2 separate regions of the Homo sapiens genome follow, and region 2 is linked to region 1. Evidence: read pairs that join two places in POLR2A ChIA-PET (ENCODE). Cell type or tissue: A673. All regions are shown on one strand. Links, peaks and the distances in the headings refer to the core of each region. The heading gives the core; the rest is flanking DNA.

What was found. ChIA-PET counts read pairs that join two places held together with the same protein. Peaks named below come from ENCODE experiments on the same cell type or tissue, not always from the same donor. Only the 100,000 strongest peaks of a DNase experiment are listed, where the experiment ranks them.
Region 2: POLR2A ChIA-PET joins it to region 1 with 11 read pairs; 2 of 35 experiments call an interaction of 5 or more read pairs at or near these places.

What each region holds. Positions count from the first base shown.
Region 1 is chr6:130,390,423-130,401,766 of GRCh38, forward strand. The region is part of intron 2 of TMEM200A (transmembrane protein 200A); the gene reads left to right. Among named protein-coding and RNA genes, the nearest start is that of TMEM200A, 30 kb to the left of the region's middle. In A673, for the core only: no CTCF peak of the experiment used is centred there; no DNase peak of the experiment used is centred there.
Region 2 is chr6:130,496,016-130,507,359 of GRCh38, forward strand. No RefSeq gene overlaps it. Among named protein-coding and RNA genes, the nearest start is that of TMEM200A, 140 kb to the left of the region's middle. In A673, for the core only: no CTCF peak of the experiment used is centred there; a DNase peak (open chromatin) is centred at 4,946; H3K27ac peaks cover 763 bases.

The DNA.
Region 1 (11,344 bases), core at 2,317-10,316:
TATGTGGGCTACAGTATGTCATTTAATCTCAGTGAGCTCTTTCTGACTTTACAGAGTGAAACTAGTACTGCCTACTTGATAGGACTGCTGAGGATTAAATGATAAAGTATGTTAAAAAGCTTGACAAACCTTAGTATTCTTTATACCCTTAAAGGTACAAATCCTGTCTTTTTTATGACTATTTCTCCTCCATAGCATAGAGGGGAATGTGTTGCATATAATAGTATTTCTTACTTAATACTGATAATGGAGTGAGACTATGAAAAGCAAATACTGCATAGCAAGGAGGAGATATCTGCTAGAATCAGATATTGACATATTAGCTTGGCAAATTGCTCCTTCTAAAGTCAGCTTCCATGTTGGTGAGGCTGCTTTGAATCTCCCAGGCACCTTTGAGTTTTTGTTCACTGCTCTGCTCTCTGTCAGCTCACCTTCATCACAATAGGGTTTCTCAACCTCTACACTATTGACAGTTTGGACTGAATAACTTTTATGCATTGTAGGGTGTTTAGCTCCATCTGTAACCTCTACCTACTGTGTGCTAGTAGTGCTCTACCCCAAGTTGTAGCAAAAAATTGTCTCCAGACATTGCCTAGTGTCCTCTGCGGGACAAAAATGCCTCGGAATGAGCACCACTGCATACATACAGCAGTCACTGCTTTGTGATGTAAATATCAGTTTACCTGTGCCCCTTCTCACCAGACTGCCAGCCCCTAGAGGGTAGTGTGATGTCTTTCTCTGGTGCCACAGCTCGGACACCCATAGAAGTGCAATAAATGTGGAAAGAGAAAAAGGTTTAAGAAATACTTAAAGAAGTTATCAGTTATAATACCTATGTTGATTCATTATATGCAGTGGATTTTTATTTTGTTCTGGACCAAAAAGACAAGGACTCACCATAACCTCAGGTTTCTTTCCTGAAACCATTAATGCCACCACCTTCTCAGATCTTTCTCTTGCCTATGCCCCATCATTGATATAATTAGACAATGTGTTCACTCAAAGAAGAGGGAAATCTGGGATAGGATACCTGAGATGTTAGGCTTTAAGGACCAGGCAGAAATTAAAGGCATCTTTCTCTCTCTCTCCCGCTCTCTCTTAAACTCTGTAGCAATTCCCATACCCAGGCTCCAACAAATAACCGGAATATCCCCAAATATATTATCTCTAGCTTAGAACCTACCTGTTAGCTCATAGTATTACTAGAGGTCTCCTCTTGTATATTTCACAAGGTCCAGAAACAGAGACCCAGTATGCATAAAACTAAACTCACCATCTTATTTCACTTCTTTTAAACCTTCAAGATTCCTTTTTTTTTTTTTTTTTTTTTTTTTTTTTGAGACAGAGTCTCGCTCTGTCGCCCAGGCTAGAGTGCAGTGGCACGATCTCGGCTCACTGCAAGCTCCACCTCCTGGGTTAACACCATTCTCCTGCCTCAGCCTCCCGAGTAGCTGGGATAACGGGTGCCCGCCACCATGCCCGGCTAATTTTTTGTATTTTTTAGTAGAGACAAAGTTTCACCGCGTTAGCCAGGATGGTCTCGATCTCCTGACCTCGTGATCCTCCTGCCTTGGCCTCCCAAAGTGCTGGGATTACAGGCGTGAGCCACCACACACGGCCAAGATTCTTTATCCCAGGGAATGGTGTAGGGGTTCTGGAGTGAGAATCTTGCTTTGCTATTTAATAACCCAGTGACCTTGTACAGATTACCTACCCTCTATCTCATTTTCCTTATCTGTCAAATTGATACTGATCTTCCAGTGTTATTGTGAAGATCAAATTAGGTGATGCATGTAAGTTACTTAATGAGGTAATGCATATAAATCACCTAGAAAACAATGCATAGCCTGTTGAATAAAAGTAGATGTTATTATCTCAAAACAAGCTTCAACCAAATACTTGAGAGCTGTTTCTTACTTTTGCCCTCACTATTTCCCTGTTCCCACCCATCAAGTTTCTACATTTTCTTTATCCTGCCTCCCATTTCAGTGCAGTATGCACAGTTCATTCTTGCCCATTTCATTTCCAGTGCAATAGCTTCAGTGCAGGCCTTGATCCTTTTTTACCCAAATCATTACAGCAGTAGCCTTTTAAGCCTTTCCGCCTCCGGTTTCACTGTCAGCCTATCTGTCCATTTTCTTGATGCCTGTACAGAGATATATTTTTTAGTGTCTCCCATCGCCTAGTAACTCAAATCCCAACATGCTTCTATGCCTTTGTGTTAGCTGTTCCCTCCTCTTTTTCTTCTCTTTTCTTTGTTGAGCTAACATGTACTCATTTTTAAGATACAGCTCAAGCATTTCTTCATCTTACAAGCAACACCTAACCACCCTTCCCTGAGATCACTGCTATACTTTGTGCCTGTCTTCTTACCACAATAGCACTTTGTGCACATGTACTTTCTAGCACTTACGATGCATAACTTGTGTTTCTTGATTTATTTCCCCCACTAAATTGTGAGTTTTTGACATCTCATTCATTTTGATTCCTCATTTATTTTGGTTTTTACAGTGAGTAGCACATTTCTTGACATGTAGTAGGTGTTTAATAACTATTTGTAGTTCAATACAGCTAGGATTCCATAAGATTGAATCAGACAGTATAGACTTACAAAATCATGGGAGCAAAACTGTTTAAGAATTCATTGATGGAATTAACCAGCCAAATTGTGAATGAAGAAACCATGCAGGCATCTCTGTTGGATAGAAGCGAGAGATCAGTAGATACCCAAAGAGAAGCTAAAAGCTGGGATCTTATCAGAGGTCCTAGCTGAGTAAGTTAATCGGCAGTAGGTAGTAGAGAGAGGAAGACCAAGGGATCTGGGTATTAAGTCATGCTGTCTTCTTTAATTGTCCCTAATTTTAAGGAATTTGATCTTGTAAGGGAGAAATACCAGAAGAGAAAAAAAATTAATTCTGACAATAGAGTGCTATTTAAAAATATATACCTAGTGTTATGGCAATAGAAAATGAAGTAATTTTTCAACAAATGTTGTCACATCATTGCCTGTGGGCCAGAAATGACCAGTTAAAATATCAGAGGTGGGTGTGCAATGGGCAGACGTGTTACATCAGTTTTAAGTCCTCCAGTGTCAACACGGCTTCACATGCGAGCCTGAGCAAAGATCATGTTCATGGGGTCCGAATGGGTTGGGATCACGTTGCTTCAGCCGCCAATGGTGATAGTGTTTTGTCATTTTCTGTGTAAGCATAATTTGTAAATTAGTTTGCTGCTAAAAACAATAGTCTGAAGAGTCCTTTTTTCAAGATTATTTTCCAGGCCCATCATGTAAAACGGGAAATGGTGTACAGTTTTCTCAGCACTGTAGAGATGACCAAAACACCATTTAGTAACATCACTAACCATTTTATGCCATGATGTCTGAAAAGAAGAAATCCTGATCCAGGAAACAATTGCTGCATTGTCCAAATACATCATCTTTAAAATTACATTTGAAACATCTCTAACCATGGTTTATTTATTGGAATCTCATCCCACCCTTTGAGTAAAGAGTTTTCTTCCTGTCTTGATCCTACAGATTGAATATCACATATGCCTCTTTGATTGGAATGATGAATGAGTTTCTGTTCCCATTATTTTACACTGCTGTTGAGTTGAAATAGCAACAAATCACATCCCTAGTTGTATTTAGTGATTCAATATACTGTACTTGGGATTTCATTGTTAGGGTTTGAAGTCAGTATTTGTCCATTTCTCCAAACCTTATACCAACATCAGATTTGGATCTTGATTGTTCTATATTGAGGGAGCCAACATCCTTCTCCTGAACCCAGCCTAGAGTCTGTAAGCCTGAGACTGCTTAAAGAGAAATGCTGAACTGCTATGCAAAAAAGAACCTTTATCAAGGCTTGATGTGATTTTTGCTGTTTCACAACTGTCATATTGAAATTCCCTTTCGCACCCACAGAAGGGAATACTTACCTCTGCCAGCAGGTTTCTGTTGGGAGCTGGAATGCATCCCCGTAAATACTCAGAGTGGCAGGGGTGGCAGAGCTTTCTTCTCTCCCCACGCTGCTTCTGCTTTTGGCAGAGGCTCGAATATTGGCAGGGGCACCCGCCTCTGCACAGTCTGCTCTGGGGAGGTGGGGGATTCCTCTTACTTCCAATTACCAGTTTCTTTATATGTGGGAGGACATTTTTTGGCAAAGATTATCCTCTTCTCTTCATGTCTGGCTGACAGAACCCTTGCTAATTTATTTTTTGGCATCCCTTATGCATTTGTTAAGATGTCAAAAGGTACATACAAAGCACTGAATTGAAGACTGCGTTTACATTCTGGAGCTTCCAGTAGGCATGCATGAGATGTTAGAAGCTATCTCTCTGGAATAGAAGGTATGGTGCAGGGTAAACAGAGGATAGTGGGCATGGTTTACTTGCCTTCTTGCAAAAGCCTTAAGGCCCTTTAGTGAACAGTGAATCACAGAATCCTAAACTTGTACGAGGGTAAGGATATGAAAGTTCATGTGATTATTGCCCATTTCTCCTGGAAATTGAGGCCAGGAACAGTTACATGGCTTGCTCAAGTCCAGCCAGCTGACCAATCAGGAGCCTCCTGATAGAGCCTCCATCGGTATCCTAGTCTTCTTTCTTTGTCCTGTGTAATTTTCACTGTATTGCAATGTTTTGAAAGTAGTAGACACTCAGGAAATATGTATTAGGTCTACTCAATACCTATCTTCATAGCTCCTTCCTGCATATAGGATGGGAAAATTTCCACTCCCCATTTCCCTCAGAAACACGCACACAGAAGATTCTGACAAGCTATCCAGCCATACTGGTTGGATTGCTTATAATTCTTCTAGCTAGATTGAGTTGCCTAGAAAAGAGGTCATTTCAGTAGTTTTTCCCTTTCCCAAGTGGGATGGAACCCTTAGTTGAAGAGCCCGTGTCAAAATCAATCTGTAATTTTGGAGGCTGTGGAAAAGCAGCTCCAATCGCCTGCCCTGGACAGTCTGTTCTATTAAACTTTCTGAAACATTAATAGCAGATTTGTGAAGTCATGCTAAGAAAGAACAGATCTCAAAAATGGTCTCTTCAGAGGGAATGATTATTCGAAACAACTAATTTGAGGTAAAGTAGCCCTGAAAATGTTTCGGGTATGGTTGAGAATCTTAAGTAGTCAGCTAAGTAATTTTTTTAAAAAAGCTTTCATTAAACCTGATATTAGGAAGTGATTTAAACAAATAAATTGTTAAAGAACGAAATTTCTGTTCATAACAATTGCTTTTAGATCACAGGTCAGATGGAGAAGGTTTTATTTGTTAATGACAGAACAGGATCATCCCACACACTTTCTTGAGGGGATTGCGTTATGTATCCAAGAAGATAATTCAAGGTGGATCAAAGTCGTTGAATTTAAAGCAAGTGTTACGCTTAACAGCAGTTTAAAATACTGAACTAATAGTACTGTGGTCATGTAAGACAATCATTTTGTGATGGCAGTTCTAAAGAGGGCTTGGCTATCCAGTTGGTCATAGTGCCTTTAGTGGCTAAAACTTAACATTTAAACAGCTCCATCTTTCTCTCTGGAGTAAATATGAAAATAGTGAAAAGGGATACTTGATGTTGGAATCATTTTCAAAGAACAGTCTTAGACATACTTTAGTTATAAACTGTATGCAAAGCCAGTATGGTTTAATTATTTTTTCTTTTTGCCTAAAAATATCAACTAAAGCTTTTACAAATTTCTCTACTCTCAGATTTTTTATCTATTACGTTAGTATTTCTAATGCTTATGAACATGGGGCCAGCAGTTGTTGCCTGTAATGGGTGCTCTGAAAATGCTAGTGATGATAGAGGTTTAGAAAAACTTAAGAAAAACCTTCTGCACTAGTTTTTTATTTATGTATTTTTGTTTGTTTATATTTTTATTGGAGCCTCAAAAAATGACTCAGAACTTATTTTGGATTCTGACCAGTCTGTTTTTTTTTTTTTTTTAAACTAAGAATATTTTCAATTGGTGAGATAAAGGTTGTAAAGAATAAAATATCTCAGGAGGAAAGGAGGGAATTTGTTCTTCTTGTCATTAGCTTGGTTTTAGGAAGATAATACTTTTCTTTCTAAAAAATCAGATATTTTGGAAAAAATATAAAGAAGTAAATAAATGTTGGCAGTAATCTATCCATATTTTGAGCATAGCCTTTAAAAAATATCAAAACCATATACATTATATATACACACATATTGTATATATATGCACACACATTTATACTTTGTATATTTTTAAAAAGTGAAATCACTCATACTTTTTAATATGCTAAGGTTTTATATTTAATAGTGAAATATTTCAGGTATACAAAAATATACAGAGGAGAGAAGGCACCTACCCATCATCCAGGTGAAATTTAACATTTTGTCATTAGAAAATACTGTAAAAATACTTTTTAAGAAATAAAATGAGAGTCCAGAAGGTACTGTTGGAGGCTTCTTCCCCCGGCATTCCATGTTTCACCCTCCTCAGAACCAGTAGGATGTTGTGCAGCCTTCACCTCTGCTTCATACTTTTACTTTCTGTTTGTACTTACAATTATTTATAGCATTGTCTTATGTACGTTTAAGTTTACTTAAATGATTTCCTAGTTCACATGCTCTTTGCACATTTTGTCATTAAATATATTTTTTGAATTTAATCAGATTAATACTTGTAGCTCTAGCTGATTATTTAAACTGCTGTGTAGATTACATGGTTATATCATCCATCCCTTATTGATGGGCAACTATTAATAATTCATTTTCAGTTTTTCCTTATTACAAACAATATTGCAGAGGACCTCATATCTCCTTACACATGTAAGATTTCCTAAGATTTATATTTTCAAGTAAAATCATAGATTAAGGGCAGCTTTAAACTTAACTAATAATTGCAAATATGAAATTTAAAGTGATTGTACCAATTTGTATCTCCATTAACAAGGATCAGTTTTTTTTGTAACTTAGTCCATTTTTGCTTTCTATATTTTAAACTCATGTTGTTGGATAAACAGATTTAAGATTACTTTATTTTAATGGCAAATTGTTCATTTTGCCATGATGTAAAAATCCTTTTCATCCTTAATAATGTTTTTCCCCCTCTTTGGAGTCTATTTTATATGTTAATGTTGTTATACAAGCTTTCTTTTGGCTAGTATTTGCCTTTTTCCATTCTTTTACTTTGTGTCATTTATGTTTTAAATTTGTGGTTTTTTTTGAAATCCAATCTGAAAATTTCTGGCTTTTATCTGGTAAATTTAGTATGTGTGGTTTTATTATGATTACTGAGGCATTTGGATTTATTTCCACCATCCTATTTTGTTTGTCTTTTCACCAGGCTTTTTATATGTTTATTTATTGCATTGATTACCCTTTCATAGGTTTTCATTTTTTTCCTTCTGTTGCTTTGGAAGGTATACATTTTTATAATAATCATATCCTTTGCAATAATAATAATTTCATAATAATAATTATTTTAAAATATAGTAATATTTTTATTTTAGTGGGTAGCTCTAGATTTTTACATGAATTATTTTTCTTTATAAACGTTTCTTTTTTCTCTCTCAACTTTTATTTTAGGTTCGGGGGTACATTTGTAGGTTTGTTACATGGGTAAATTCCATGTTGCTAAGGTTTGGTGTACAAATGATTCTATCACCCAGGTAGTGATATAGTACCTGATAGGTAGTTTTCCAACCCGTGTTTCCCTCCCACCCTTCTCCATCAAGTAGTCCCCGGTGCCTGTTGTTCCCATATTTGTGTCCATGTGTATTCAATGTTTAGCTCCTGCTTAGAAGTAGGAACATGTGGTTGGTTTTCGATTCCTGTGTAGTTCTCTCAGGTTAATGGCCTCCAGCTGCATCCATGTTATTGCAAAGGACATTATTTAATTTTTGTATGGCTGCATAGTATTCCACAGTGTATATGTACCACATTTTCTTTATCCAGTCTACCACTGATGGGCAACTAGGTTGATTCCATGTCTTTGCTATTGTGAATAGTGCTGTAATGAACATACCAGTGCATGTGGGTTTTTTTTTTGATACAATGATTTCTTTTCCTTTGGGTATACACTCAGTAGAATATACTCAGTATACTCAGATTGCTGGGTTGAATGGTAGTTCTAAGTTATTTGAGGAATCTCCACGCTGCTTTCCACAGTGGCTGAACTAATTTACACTACCACCAGTAGTGTATAACTGTTCCCTTTATTCCACAACCTCACCAACATCTGTTGTTTTAAGACTTTTTAGTAATGGCCATTCTGACTGGTGTGAGATGGTATCTCATTGTGGTTTTGATTCGAATTTCTGTAATGATTAGTGATGATGAGCATTTTTTCATGTATATATTTGTTGACTTCATGTGTGTCTTCTTCTGAGAACTGTCACCATCTAATGATATTATAATATTTTTATAGTAAATTCTTATTGCTATTTAGTGATTAGTTTACCATTTTCTTAGTTCCCAATTGCCTCTCATATCTCATTTTTTTCATTGTCCAATTTCCTTCTACTAAAGTCTATCCTTTAGTAGTTATTTCATAGTAGTTATTTCATTGATGATCCATGAGTGTAAACACAATCTTAGTTTGTCTGAAAATATATTTATTTTTTTCTCCGACTTCAATGATAGTTTAGCTAGTTATGCAGGTATTGTTAATGGTTCCTTTTTCTCAACACCCTGAAGTTCCCACTCCCTTTAACTTCTGACTCTACAATTTCTTATAGAAAGTCTATACTTACTCACATTATTGTTCCTTTGTATTTAACCTTTTTTTGGTTGTTTTCAAGATTTTCTGTTTTTCTTGTGTAATGTTTTACTTCATTGTAAGTAAGTATGCATTTAAAAAAATTCTTCAGAACTTAGTATATTTCTTCAACCTGCTAATTCATGTTTTCCATCAGCTGTGGAAGTTTTCAACCACTATGTCTTTGAATTGCCTGTTTCCCATCCTTTCTACTGATTCCTTCAGGAATTCTTAATAGACCAATTTGGACTTTTTGATTTTAGCTACTGTGTTTTCTAATTCTTTATTCATGGCGTTTTCCTCAGAAGCATCTTTGTACACCACTTTTATCCCTAGCAGTGACTCATCTGTAGCTCAATCCAGCCATTGAGCTTTTAATTTATTATTATATTTTTATTCGACAAATTTTGTTTAAAAACACCATTTCTTTTTTCATAGTATACTATTTTCTACTTATGTTTTCTATTTTTATTTCTTCTTTTATTTATTCCCTATTTATATTCAAATTTATTTATTATTATTATTATTTATTTTTCCATAAGTTATTGGTGTACAGGTGGTATTTGATTACATAAGTAAGTTCTTTATAGTGGTGATTTGTGAGATTTTGGTGCACCCACCACCCAAGCAATATACACTGCACCATATTTGTAGTGTTTTGTCCCTCGCCCCCCTCCTACTCTTCCCCTTAAGTCCCCAGAGTCCATTGTATCATTCTTATGCCTTTGCATCTTCATAGCTTAGCTCCCACATATCAGTGAGAACATACAATGTTTGGTTTTGCATTCCTGAGTTACATCACTTAGAATAATAGTTTCCAATCTCATCCAGGTCATCGCAAATGCTGTTAATGCATTCCTTTTTATGGCTGCATAGTATTCCATCATATATATATACATACACACACATATATATGTATATGTACAGATATACATATATATATATACACACACACACACACCACAGTTTCTTTATCCACTCGTTGATTGATGGGCATTTGGGTTGGTTCCACGATTTTGCAGTTGTGAATTGTGCTGCTGTAAACATGCATGTGCAAGTATATTTTTCGAATAATGACTTCTTTTCCTCTGGGTAGATACCCACTAGTGGGATTGCTGGATCAAATGATAGTTCTACTTTTAGTTCTTGAAGGAATCCCTACACTGCTTTCCATAGTGGCTGTACTAGTTTACATTCCCACCAGCAGTGTAGAATTGTTCCCTGTTCACCACATCCACAGCTCTCTTTTTAGTCACTTTCCTATTTTTTTAATTATCTCCAGTTCTTGGGGTTATGAGTCCTACTGTTTGGAGAATCTCCTGACTCTGTCATAGTGACAGTTTAGCTCCTATGATTTTTTTTTTTTTTAATTGTGAGCTTATCTTTAACTGGCACTGTTTTCATATGTAAGCCCTGAGTTACAGTTGTTTCAATGGACATGTTTATTTCTGCTGGGTTTTGAGGGGTTTCATTAGTCCAAGATTAGTTTTCTTCACTATAATTTTGTGACCTAAGGTTTTTGTACTTCATGGAGAGTTTAACTTGGGTTCTGCCTAGCCACACACTTGGAGCTTTAGGCAAAGATAAGCTTCCTTATTGTTTCACTGAGCCAGTGACTGAAGTTTTCTTGCCTCTTTTTGACATAATTGACTGTCCGGGGCACAGACTCTATTCTAGGGTTCCAAGTCCAACCCCCTGCTTTGTGTTCCTTTTCATCACACCACCTGAACCCACACAGTTGTTACAGAAGCAGACAAACAAATAAATAAACAAAATTTAGTCATTAAGTGATGGACCTTACATCTAGGTCTGAAATTTCCATGAGATGCCTTGACATCAGCTGAAATTTTTCATTCTGACTTTGGGTACCTCTTCATTTCTGGAAATAAATGGGGAGTGGGGATGTCTCTTTTCTTCATCAGAGCTCAGCTATGCATTAACCTTTTTTGTTTTTATAGTTTATTCAGCAATTCTGTGTCTTTCTAGCAAGGAGGTCCATCTTACCTCAGAGTGCCACCTCACTGTATTCAGGTGTCATGTTGATTAATATCTTGCCTTTTCACTTCTTATATGGAAGGCATCTTTTCACAGCAGTAAATTATTATTTTTATTAGCCTCATAGTATTCCATTGTTCAGCTAGACCATAAATTATTAGACTAATCCCTATTACAGATAATTTAGATCCCTTCCTTTCTTCCTTCCTCCCTCCCCCTGCTTGCTTGCTTGCTTCTTTCTTTCTTTTTCTTTCTTTCTCTTTCTTTCTTTCTCTCTTTCCTTCCTTCCTTCCTTCCTTCCTTCTTTCTTTTTCTTGCTTTCTTTTTCTCTCTCTTCCTTTCTCTCTTTCTTTTTTCTTTACTTTTTTGTCTTTTCTTTTGTCTTTTTCACTGTATTAAACAGTGCTGCAACCAGGTATCCTTGTACATATATTTTTGTATACCTGTCAAATAATTTTGTATATTTAATGCCTTCATTGGGTCTATGGTTATATGCATTTTTAAAAATTAAGTATTGCAAGATTGTTTTCCTGAAGGTTTGTACCCATTGTACTTCCACTTCACACTTTTTCCATACTTTGCCATTAGTAGGTCTTTTCAGTTGTTTTA
Region 2 (11,344 bases), core at 1,629-9,628, 100 kb after region 1:
AACTGTCTAGGACATTTACCCACATATTTACCGTTTGTGTTGCTCTTCATTGTATAGATCTTAGCTTCCATCTGGATCATTTTTTTTCTACCTGAAGAACTTCCTTTAATATTTCTTGTAGGCCAGGCATGATGGCTCACGCCTGTAATCCCAGAACGTTGGGAGGCTGAGGTGGATTCATTGCTTGAACCCAGGAGTTTGAGATCAGCCTGGACAATGTGGTGAAACCTATCTCTACAAAAAGCATAAAAATTAGCTGGGCATGATGGCACACACCTGTAGTCTCAGCTACGTGGGAGGCTGAGGTTGGAGGATCACTTGAGCCCAGGAGGTCAAGGCTGCAGTGAGCCATGATTGCACCACTGCACTCTAGCCTGGGTGACCGAGCAAGACCTTGTCTCAAAAAAAAAAAAAAAAAAAATCACTCATAATCCCATTCTAATCAATACAAAAATAAAATTAAAATAGTATTTCCTATAGTGCAGGTCTTCTGCCAGGTACCTAAGCCCATGGCTTCACACAGCAAACCTGTTTCCAATCCCTCACTTATATATCTCAACTATAGAAATATAATTTAAATTTATACATATATTTATATATATATATATTTAAAAGATTTACATTTATAAAAATCATCAATTTTAAAATATTTATATGAAACTCTGGCTCCCTTTACTGGCAGAAATGAGACATCTAGACACCACTGCTTGCTTCTGGTACCAGATCTTAGAATACCAGTGGCTTCAGCCCTATGTTCATTTTGGTGTAGTTTTTGTTCATGAAGATGTTTTATCTTATTTTTTTGAGCCTGGACATATATTTTTGGATTTCAATTTTTCTATTTTTTCTGTCACTGCTATCAGTTCGAAGCCTAAGCTAAATGCATAACTCAACTATGTTATCTTGACTGGGAAGCACAACAACAGACATTTCCTTTTCACCTGCGTTTGTATTTAATACCATAAAATAAGGAGATTTCCTTTTTATTCCTATGTATTTCAACTATGCTATCTTGACCAGAAGCACTGGCAACAGTAGGCATTTCCTTTCACCTGCATTTGAATTTATATTTCACCTGCATTTGTATTTAATGCAGGCAAAAAGAAAATGTCGACTGTTGCCCTTCCCAGTAAGATAGCATAGTTGAGTTATGTATTTAGCTCAGGCTAAATGGGAATTGGTGAATGGATCTTACTAAACAGAAGAAAAATACCTACCAAATAAAAGAGAGGACAATCCATCTTATATCATAACTTGCTAAAAATAGTATGTCCAATTTTTAAATTTAATTTTTAATTAACTGTAATATACTTAAAATACTAATACGTAAAATATACTTTCTGATTATAATATAGTTATTATAACTTTCTGTGTAACTGGGTTTTCTAACACTTATGGGTATTACCTAGGGGCACTCCTTTTTAAAATACTAAAATATGTTGTAAAGTATAAAATATCCATGCAATTAATGTGTCATCAAAATTATTTATAACTATCTGCCAAGCTTACAAGATATTTCATTTATCCTACCCACAACTAATACATTACTATTAACTGATGTTGATAAACATTTAGAAAAAATGAAAGCAACAATGAAAAGAAGCCCATCCTTGACGACGGGTAGTTAGGGGCAGCGGCAGAAAGACACTGTACTTATGAACTCCTCACGTATTTCACGCCTGTTCCATATTTTAGAAGGAATTGTGCTGAAACTGTGCAGGAGAAGAATTTGAGAAAATGAACTGCAAATTTTGCAGAATATCTTCTATAAGCACACAAAAACGATAAATGGAGTATTCTGTCACGTTTCTCTCTTCATTTTTAGTTTTCTTATTTGAAGTTACACTCTTAGCTAAGAACGATAACACCCCTAGTCTCTCCTGTTTATACCCTAATATACTGTGTCCTCTGCTACTGTTCATGTAAATGGGCTGCATGGAGAGATCTGGCTCTCTTTCACTTCCCATAAGAAGAGTGGACAGTCAACCCAGATAATTCAGGACAAATGTTCCACTGGGGCCCTGAAGCATCTTGTTTGTTATTCATATTAATCACATTAACTACATAATGGCCAAATCCCATTTTGTCCTGTATGGTATTGAGGCAATCTTAATGTTTTATTATTATTCTATGCAAATTCATTTTTACCTGATTAGTTTGACTGCCACAACACAAGATAAGCATCATTCACTTAAAGAATTGGCAGGGTCAGAAACTGAACCTATTTTTCTAGGATATGGGTTCTACATCTTAGGGATTAATAAAAAAGTAAAACAGATTTGCTAAGAAGCAATCATATTTCCCCTATTGGTTTTATCCCTATGACAAATCAATAAAAACAAGAGAATCAAGACAGATTGTACATATTCCCAGTTTTTAAAAAATACGTCTTCAATTCAGGGTTTCTCAATCATAGCACTATTGGCATTTTAAGCCAGATAATACTTTGTTTTGGTGATTGTAGAATGGCTAGCAGCATCCCTAGCCTCAGATGCCAGTAGCACCCCGTCTCCTCCCAAGTTAGGACAATCAAAAATGCCTCTGGACATTGCCATATATTCTCTGGAAAGAGGGTTAAAATCACCTCCTATAAGAAACATGGCTTGGATTTTGTATTATTTCAGGAGGATATTAGTGTTTTTCACCTTCCAATCCCTTCAATTTACTATTAGAGATGTGACCTAAGACTGTGTCTATGCAGACCCAGCCCCCATAACACTCCGTTTTTTTCTATTCTATACACAGATAATAAATGTTATGAATTTGCAATCTGAGATATTAACCAGCTATTCTGGTCTGTTTAGTCACCCCACCACCAACCATCCTTGGACAACAATGTGAGAGTGCCATTTACCAAGAGACTGAGAGGGGAATCTTCAACACTCAGCAAAGATACCGAAATCTAGGCTCCTTTGACTTCAAAGCTATCCGTGGAGGTTCAAAGACCAAGTTTAGATTGGCACTTAAATCCCCTTAATGACTAAAACTTTATTGCTATTGTATTTGAAATAAGCAAGATAAATTTTGCCATCAGTTTGACATTTACATTTCATGAGACGCTTGATGTATATAAAATCTCAGTGTTGCCAGACTTGCATAGCAATTCATATAAAACTCTATGCTAACTCTTTATAAATTGAGCATAATACAGATAATTTACATGAAATGAATAATTCAAACACATAATGGTTTTCTTGACGCTTTAATAGAAATTGACTTAGTTTCTAAAAGCAGGTTGATTGCTGTGGCTTTCTCATAAACCCAAATGCTACTCTTGTGTATCTATCTATTTTTTAGACTTCTTTTTGAAAATCCTGATATGTGACTTAATTTAATATAATTTGCATATCGATATCCTTAGATTGTCTCTCCAGCTCTTGACTCAGTTCTTTGAGGTATTTTCTAATGTTTATAGGAATAGTCCATAAGCACAGTCTATAAGCAGCCACTCTGTGTGAATAATGAAGTGAACGAGAAACACCAACACTGAAATATAAGTCCAAAGGAATATGCACCTGTTGGATAGTGTTCATACTACAAATATGACAAGATAATTTTATAAGATTCTCTAAAGAAACAGACCTGATAAAAGAATAACCATTTAGTACTCTATGTAAAAAATAGTCATGTCTTTTTTCTTAGGTGCAGATACATAAAAGCATGAGGTTAGAAATCGATGAACTTAAAACAAATGCATGAAGAGTTATACTTATTTATTAATTATGTCTTTTCCATTATTTTTCTGGGATTTGATAAGAAAGACAAGTAAGCAGAGGACAGAGGTAATTCACAAATTAAGAAATATAATTAGAAACAAATTTTGAAACATATACAACCTAGCTGGCAGTCAGGTATATGAAAATTAAACCAAGCTGCCATTTTTGTGACTATTAAATTAGAAAGAATATATTCAGCTTGTAATATCAAACATTGATGACAGTTTCTCCCTAACTTGCATACATTTTTAAGGCATTATTAATTATTTCTTTTGAAAAACAGATTGAGAATTGTTTAGAGAGCAATATATAACACGCATTCCATTTTCAAATGTACACATAATTTAATCTGACAGTTTTACAGTACTAAAATTCATCTTAGAGAATATGTTATGATTTCTGGGTCAGAGGCATGTTTTGTCTTAATCCTTAAAATACAGTAGCAGCTTATTTATCAAGAACCAAACCTAGAAATCTATATTAAGGAAATAAAATCTGAGATACAAGAAAGCTATATAAATAATAATGTAATCACTGTTTATTTAAAAAATTTGAAAAGGCCAGGTTTACTACCATAGGGAAATGTTTAAGTAAATTACACAGAACATCCACCGTATGGAATACAGCTATTAAAATATACTTGGAAATTATATATGTCAAATGCATATGATATATGAAATACAAAATTGTAATTAAAGAATAAAAGAAGAATATTTAGAAGAAAGAGAAATAGAAGTAGCAGTGGTGTTTTTTTTTTTTTTTTTTTTTTTTTTTGAGACGGAATCTCGCACTGTCACCTGGGCTGGAGTGCAATGGCATGATCTTGGCTCACTGCAATCTCCGCCTCCTGGGTTCAAGCAATTCTCCTGCCTCAGCCTCCCAAGTAGCTGGGATTACAGGTGCCCGCTACCACGCCTGGCTAATTTTTTGTATTTTTAGTAGAGGCAGGGTTTCACTAGCCAAACTGGTTTCAAACTCCTGACCTCGTGATCCGCCTGCCTCGGCCTCCTAAAGTGCTAGGATTATAGGCATGAGCCACCGCGCCCAGCCATAGCAGTGCTATTACAGCAAAAATGTATGCCTTCCCAGTCCAGACCACAGATTTGAAGTGCATGCAAAATGAAACACAGGAGGGATTTCAAGTATTCGCCATCTGAAAGACTCAGTCTGGTATTAATAAAAACAGACTGATAGATTTTTACTTGCTTTGCTGAGAATTTCAAGACTGAGGAAGGAACAAGAGGAATGACTCACTCCTCAGCAGGATACAATATAATGCATTAAGTGCTTCACATTTTGCAAAGCAAGCTCCTTCACATTCAATGTTTCATCTCAATTTTGACCAATCTCATTAGTGAAGAACTGTTTCAGGTTATGCAAGTGACAGTGATCTTGGGAGTAGTTGACTATGCCATCTTAGGGGTCATAATAGTTAAGGAAGGGAGTCTGGGTATAAAATCATGTATTTTGCCAGACTTTGTAAAGTAGATTTCAAAAAGCTCAATATAACTAGAAGGTGAGAGAGAAAAAGAGAAGATGGCTCAAGAGGTTTATGGGGCAAGGGTGGGGGTGTCTTCAAAGCTATATTCTGATGATGCAATTATCACAATGAGGAAGAATATGTGAGGGCATTTAAAGAGTCATTGTGGACTGGGCACAGTGGCTCATGCCTGTAATCTCAACACTCTGGGAGGCTGAGGCGGGTGGATCGCTTGAGGTCAGGACTTCGAGATCAGCCTGGCCAACGTGACAAAAACCTGTCTCTACTAAAAATATAAAAATTAGCTGGGCACGGTGGTCGGTGCCTGTAATCCCAGCTACTCAGGAGGCTGAGGCAGAAGAATCACTTGAACCTGGGAGATGGAGGTTGCAGTGAGCTGAGGTTACGCCACTGCACTCCAGCCTGGGCGACAGCATGAGACTCTGTCTCAAAAAAAAAAAAAAAAAAAAAAGTTATTTGACTGCTCACTGTGGCTGATGCATCCAGAATTTTTAAGTATACTGATGAATGGCAAAAGGAGGGACAAAGGCAGGATAAGAGCAAAAGAAGGACAAATGAGAATTACGTTAGTAAGATTCGATCCTAAAATGTGCTGAGGTCTACTCATACTAAGGATTAAAAAGTATTTCAAACCATGGAAAGGAAAGGAGAAGGTCACTTTTTTGGGGTTTTGTGGTATAATTTTAACATATAGCAATCAGTGGCATTTCTCAGCGTTTTCTTTTTCTTTTTTTTCTTAGGTCTTCTCTATCAAGGAGAAAATTTTCAAACTGTAAAAAATAAGATAAACATAGGCAGGAAGGAAGTGGAGCCCAAGATTTAATAAGAAAGTAGTGGAGCACCTGAATACGTTTCTGTATCTGGAGACCATGCCACAGGCCCATAGCCTGGAAGTTTTTAGAAACACAGAATTCCAGGGCCCACCCTAGACTCCTGAATTAGGATCTGCAGTTTAACAAGCTCCCCAGGTAATTCATATTTTAAAAGCAATGGACTCAACAATGGAAGTCTTCAGACTCTGGTGAAATGAAACAACTAATAGCTATAATTCCTTGAATGTTGTCAAATCTTTTAAGAACACAGCAGAGAGGCCTAAAGATGGGCAAATATCCCTACTTACCAAGAAATGTACATTCTAAAAAATGCAGGGTAATGATATTTTATACACTCATAGAAAGGAACATTTGTAGGGATTTAAAATAATATGACCTTTCTGAAAAGTAATTTGGCAATAGATACAATACCAGCAATCCATTTCTAGGAATCTGCATTAAGGAAATAATGTGAATTGAAAAACAAACTAAGAAAATGCTGTAGGTTCAAAGATACTCATTTCACATTGTTTAAAATAATGAAAATTTGGAAGAATCTAAACATTTAGCAATAGAGAAGTTATTAAGTATAGCAGATGCCAATGTGATACTGAAAGAATTTTCTTCTTAATGTACAAAAGCACTTGAATACTTGAATGCACATACTACAATGTCAAGTTAATAAATAAAAGCAGGAATAAAACTTTAAGGACCAAAATAAGAATGATTTTTTCTTTATACTTTATAGTATTTTCTACAAAGAGCACGTCTATCATAATCAAAGAAAAATAAACATTATTTTAACATATATATAACACATGTATAAAAGCCTGAAAATATAGCAAAATATTACCAGTTTTTGTTCACCCTCTATGTAGTGGGATAATCAAGTTTCTACACATTTCTCTATATTTTGCACATATTTATAGTACAAATAATAATAATTAATATTCATATTTATAATCAGAAAATATCTTTTTTCAAAGGGAAGCCATAATATTTTGCATAAATTACCCCCAATACTTAACAACTGTGTAAGAATTTTGAGATTGGCATTTGAGGGAACTCATTACTTAGAAAGTGCTTTCATTTTGGCACAGTCTCTGGCTCAATAAATACTTACACAGCAATGAATATTTAATTAAGGCTATTATAATCACAGAAGTGCATAAAGCAAAGGAATTTTTAGAGAATTAAAAGAACTTGTCCAAAAAATATTGATAAATGGACTCATGTCAAACTGAAAGGAGGTTTCTGATGTTATGCCAGGTGGTTTTGCCTTGTGAAGTGTTTTACTTGGATGATGACAGAGGCATGTTTAGCTCATATGACTGTGATGCAACCCTAGGAAAGCTAGCAAGAGGCTCTGTGACAGAATCAAAATTAAACATCTCAAATCAATTGAATATGATAAATACAATGGAAAAGATTTAAATAGTAAAATAAAATAGATGGTTTAAAACATTTATAACTACAAATTATCCTTGTTTGCAGATGATATGATGTTATATTTGGAAAACCCTAAAGACTCCACCAAAAATCTATAAGAACCAAAAAACAAATTCAGTGAAGTTGCAGGATACAAAATCAACATACAGAAATCTAGCATTTCTATATGCCAAGAGTGAAAAATCTGAAAAAGAAATTGAGAAAATAATCCCATTTATAATAGCCACAAATACAGTTAAATACTTAGGAATTAACCAAAGAAGTAAAAGATCTCTACAATGAAAACTGTAAAACACTGATGAAAGACTTTGAGGAGGACACCAAAAAAACAGAAAGATATTTCATGTTTATGGATTGGAAGAATCAATATTGTTAAAATGTCCAACTACCCAAAGCAATCTATAGATTCAGTACAATCTCTATCAAAATAGCAATGATATTCTCCACAAAAATAGAAAAAAATCCTAAAATTTATATGAAATCTCAAAAGACCCAGAATAGCCAAAATTTTTCTGAGCAGAAGAACAAAACTGGAGGAATCATATTACTTGACTTCAAAGTATACTACAGAGCTGTAGTAACCAAAATAGCATGGGACTGACATAAAAACAGACACACTGACCAATGCAACAGAATAGAGAACCCAGAAACAAATCCACACACCTACCGAACTCATTTTTGACAAGGATGTCCAGGACTGAGGAAAAGAAACTCTCTTCAGTAAACGATGCTGGGAAAACTGGATATCCATATGCAGAAGAATGAAACTAGACTCCTGTCTCTTGCCATATACAAAAATCAAATCAAAATGGGTAAAGACTTAAATCTAAGACTTCAAACTATGAAACTACTTCAAGAACACATTGGGGAAATGCTCCAGGACATTGAACTGGGCAAAGATTTATTGAGTAATACCCCACAGGCAAAGGCAACCAAAGCAAATATGGACAAATGGGATCATATCAAGTTAAAAAGCTTCAGCACAGCAAAGGAAACAATCAACAAAGAGACAACCCACAGAAGGGGAGAAAATATTTGCAAACTACCTGTCTGACAAGGGATTAATAACCAGAATATATATATATAAGAAGCTCAAACAACTCTATAGGAAAAAAATCTAACAATCTGATTTTTTTTTTTTTTTTTTTGAGACGGAGTCTCGCTCTGTCGCCCCGGCTGGAGTGCAGTGGCGGGATCTCGGCTCACTGCAAGCTCCGCCTCCCGGGTTCACGCCATTCTCCTGCCTCAGCCTCCCAAGTAGCTGGGACTACAGGCGTCCGCCACTACGCCCGGCTAATTTTTTGTATTTTTAGTAGAGACGGGGTTTCACCGTTTTAGCCGGCATGGTCTCGATCTCCTGACCTCGTGATCCGCCCGCCTCGGCCTCCCAAAGTGCTGGGATTACAGGCGTGAGCCACCGCGCCCGGCCCAATCTGATTTTTTAAATGGGCAAAAGATCCAAATAGATATTTCTTAAAAGAAGATATACAAATGGCAGACAGACATATGAAAATGTGCTCAACATCACTGATCATCAGAGAAATGGAAATCAAAACTACAATGAGATATCACCTCACCCCAGTTAAAATGGCTTTTATCCAAAAGATAGGCAATAACAAATTCTGGCGACGACGTGGAGGAAAGGGAACCCTTGTTAGTGGGTTGTAGTGGTGTGAATGTACAATCACTATGGAGAACAGCAGGGAGGTTCCTCAAAAAACTAAAAATAGAGCTACCATATGATCCAGCAATCCCACTGTGAGGTACATAACCAAAATAAAAGAAATTAGAATAAATTGAAGAGATACCTGCACTCTCATGTTTGTTGCAGCACTGTTCACAATAGGCAAGATTTGGAAACAACCTAAGTGTCCATCAACAGACAAACGGATAAAGAAAATGTGGTATATATACACAGTGGTGGAGTAATATTCAGCCATAAAAAAATGAGATCCTTTCATTTACAACATGGATGGAACAGCAGGTCATTATGTTAAGTGAAATAAGCCAGGCACAGAAAGACAAACTTCTCATGTTCTCACTTATCTGTGGGAGCTAAAAATTAAAACAATTGAACTCATGAGATAGAGAGTAGACGGATGGTTACCAGAGTCTGTGAAGGGTAGTAGGGAGGAGGGCTGGGGTGGGGGGTAGGTGGGAGTAGAGATGGTTAATTTTTCTAACCAAAGGTATAAAGAATGAATAAGATCTAGTATTTGATAGCACAACAGGGTGACTATAGTCAATAATAATTTAATTGTACATTTTAAAATAACTAAAAGAGTACAATTGGATTGTTTGTAATACAAAGAATAAATGCTTGTAGTGATTGATACCCCATTAAAATAAAGATAAAAAATAAAAATTTATAACATTCACAAAGAGAACATCAATATATTTATCTATTTAGAACTAAACAACTTCAATGTCAAAAACTATCACAAACCAAAAAGGCAAAAACAAGTGTGTGGGAGGAGTGAGAATGTGCTACAAAATGACGTGGGCTAATATCATTATTATACAAGGAGTTCCAAGATAAACACTAAGATCCCAACTAGAAAATAACCCAAGGATACAAACAGGCAATTTACATAAGGAAGAATGACTAAGAAAAACATTCAAACCCACTAAAAATTTTTAAAAATGCAAACGAAAATTGATAACCATGATTTTTCCACACTGATAAAAAAAAGGCAAGTATAAAAATGTGGTCAGTTCTTCATTTGGGGAAAGGTAGGGTCAGGCAAGCTACCGATGACAGCATAAATGCCTCGTGAAATTTGGCCATGAAAATTGATGGGGGTCCAATCTTTCTGAGAAAGTATCATACTTAAAAATGATCACCATTTTTGGCCCAGTAATTCACTTACAGGAATTTTTCCTAAGGAAATAAGCAGAGATCCAAGAAATACACAAAGATGTTAGCACTGCAACATCTTTGTGCAACATCTTTGCAGGTGGCTGTCTGCAAACCAGGAAGTTTCCTCATGGAATCAGATTGGCCAGCTCCTTGATTTTAGATGTTTAGCTTCCAGAATTATGAGAAATAAATGTCTGTTGTTTAAGCCACCTAACTGGTGGTATTTTGTTACAGTGGTGCAAACCAAGATGGGGGCGGGGGGGTGCGGGGAGAAATAGAGACAGAGAGACAGAGAGAGACAGAGACAGAGATGGAGGGAAGCAGGTTTTCCTGAATTATGGGGTTTTATTTTTTCAGAAATTTCTATATTTTTACAATGAGAATATCTTCAACAGATATTTTCAACAATGAGAAAAAACAGGCTAGTCAAACACAGATAATAATAAAAATGGCAACTAATATTTATTTAGCATTTACTATGTTCTAGAGATTGTGTTGCCTTTGGTGAATTTCATTTTACCTTCACAACTATCTCAAGTAGTTACTATTATAATCCCCATTTTACAGTCTCCTAACCACTCTGAAAACAAAAACAAAGACAAAAACAAAAAAAAACCTTTTTTTACATTTTAATCTAGGTTTTCTATTTTTTTTTTTAATTTTACTTTAAGTTCTGGGATACATCTGCAGAACATGCAGGTTTGTTACATAGGTATACATGTGCCATGGTGATTTGCTGTACCTATCAACCCATCATCTAGGTTTTAAGCCCTGCATGCATTAGGTATTTGTCCTAATGGTCTCCCTCCCCTTGCCTCCCATCCCCTGACAGGCCCCGGTGTGTGATGTTCCCCTCCCTGTGTCCATGTGTTCTCGTTGTTCAACTCCCACTTATGAGTGAGAACATGTGGTATTTGTTTTTCTGTTCCTGTGTTAGTTTGCTGAGCATGATGGCTTCCAGCTTCATCAAAAAACAAAACTGACTCTTGAAATACCTGCTTTATTG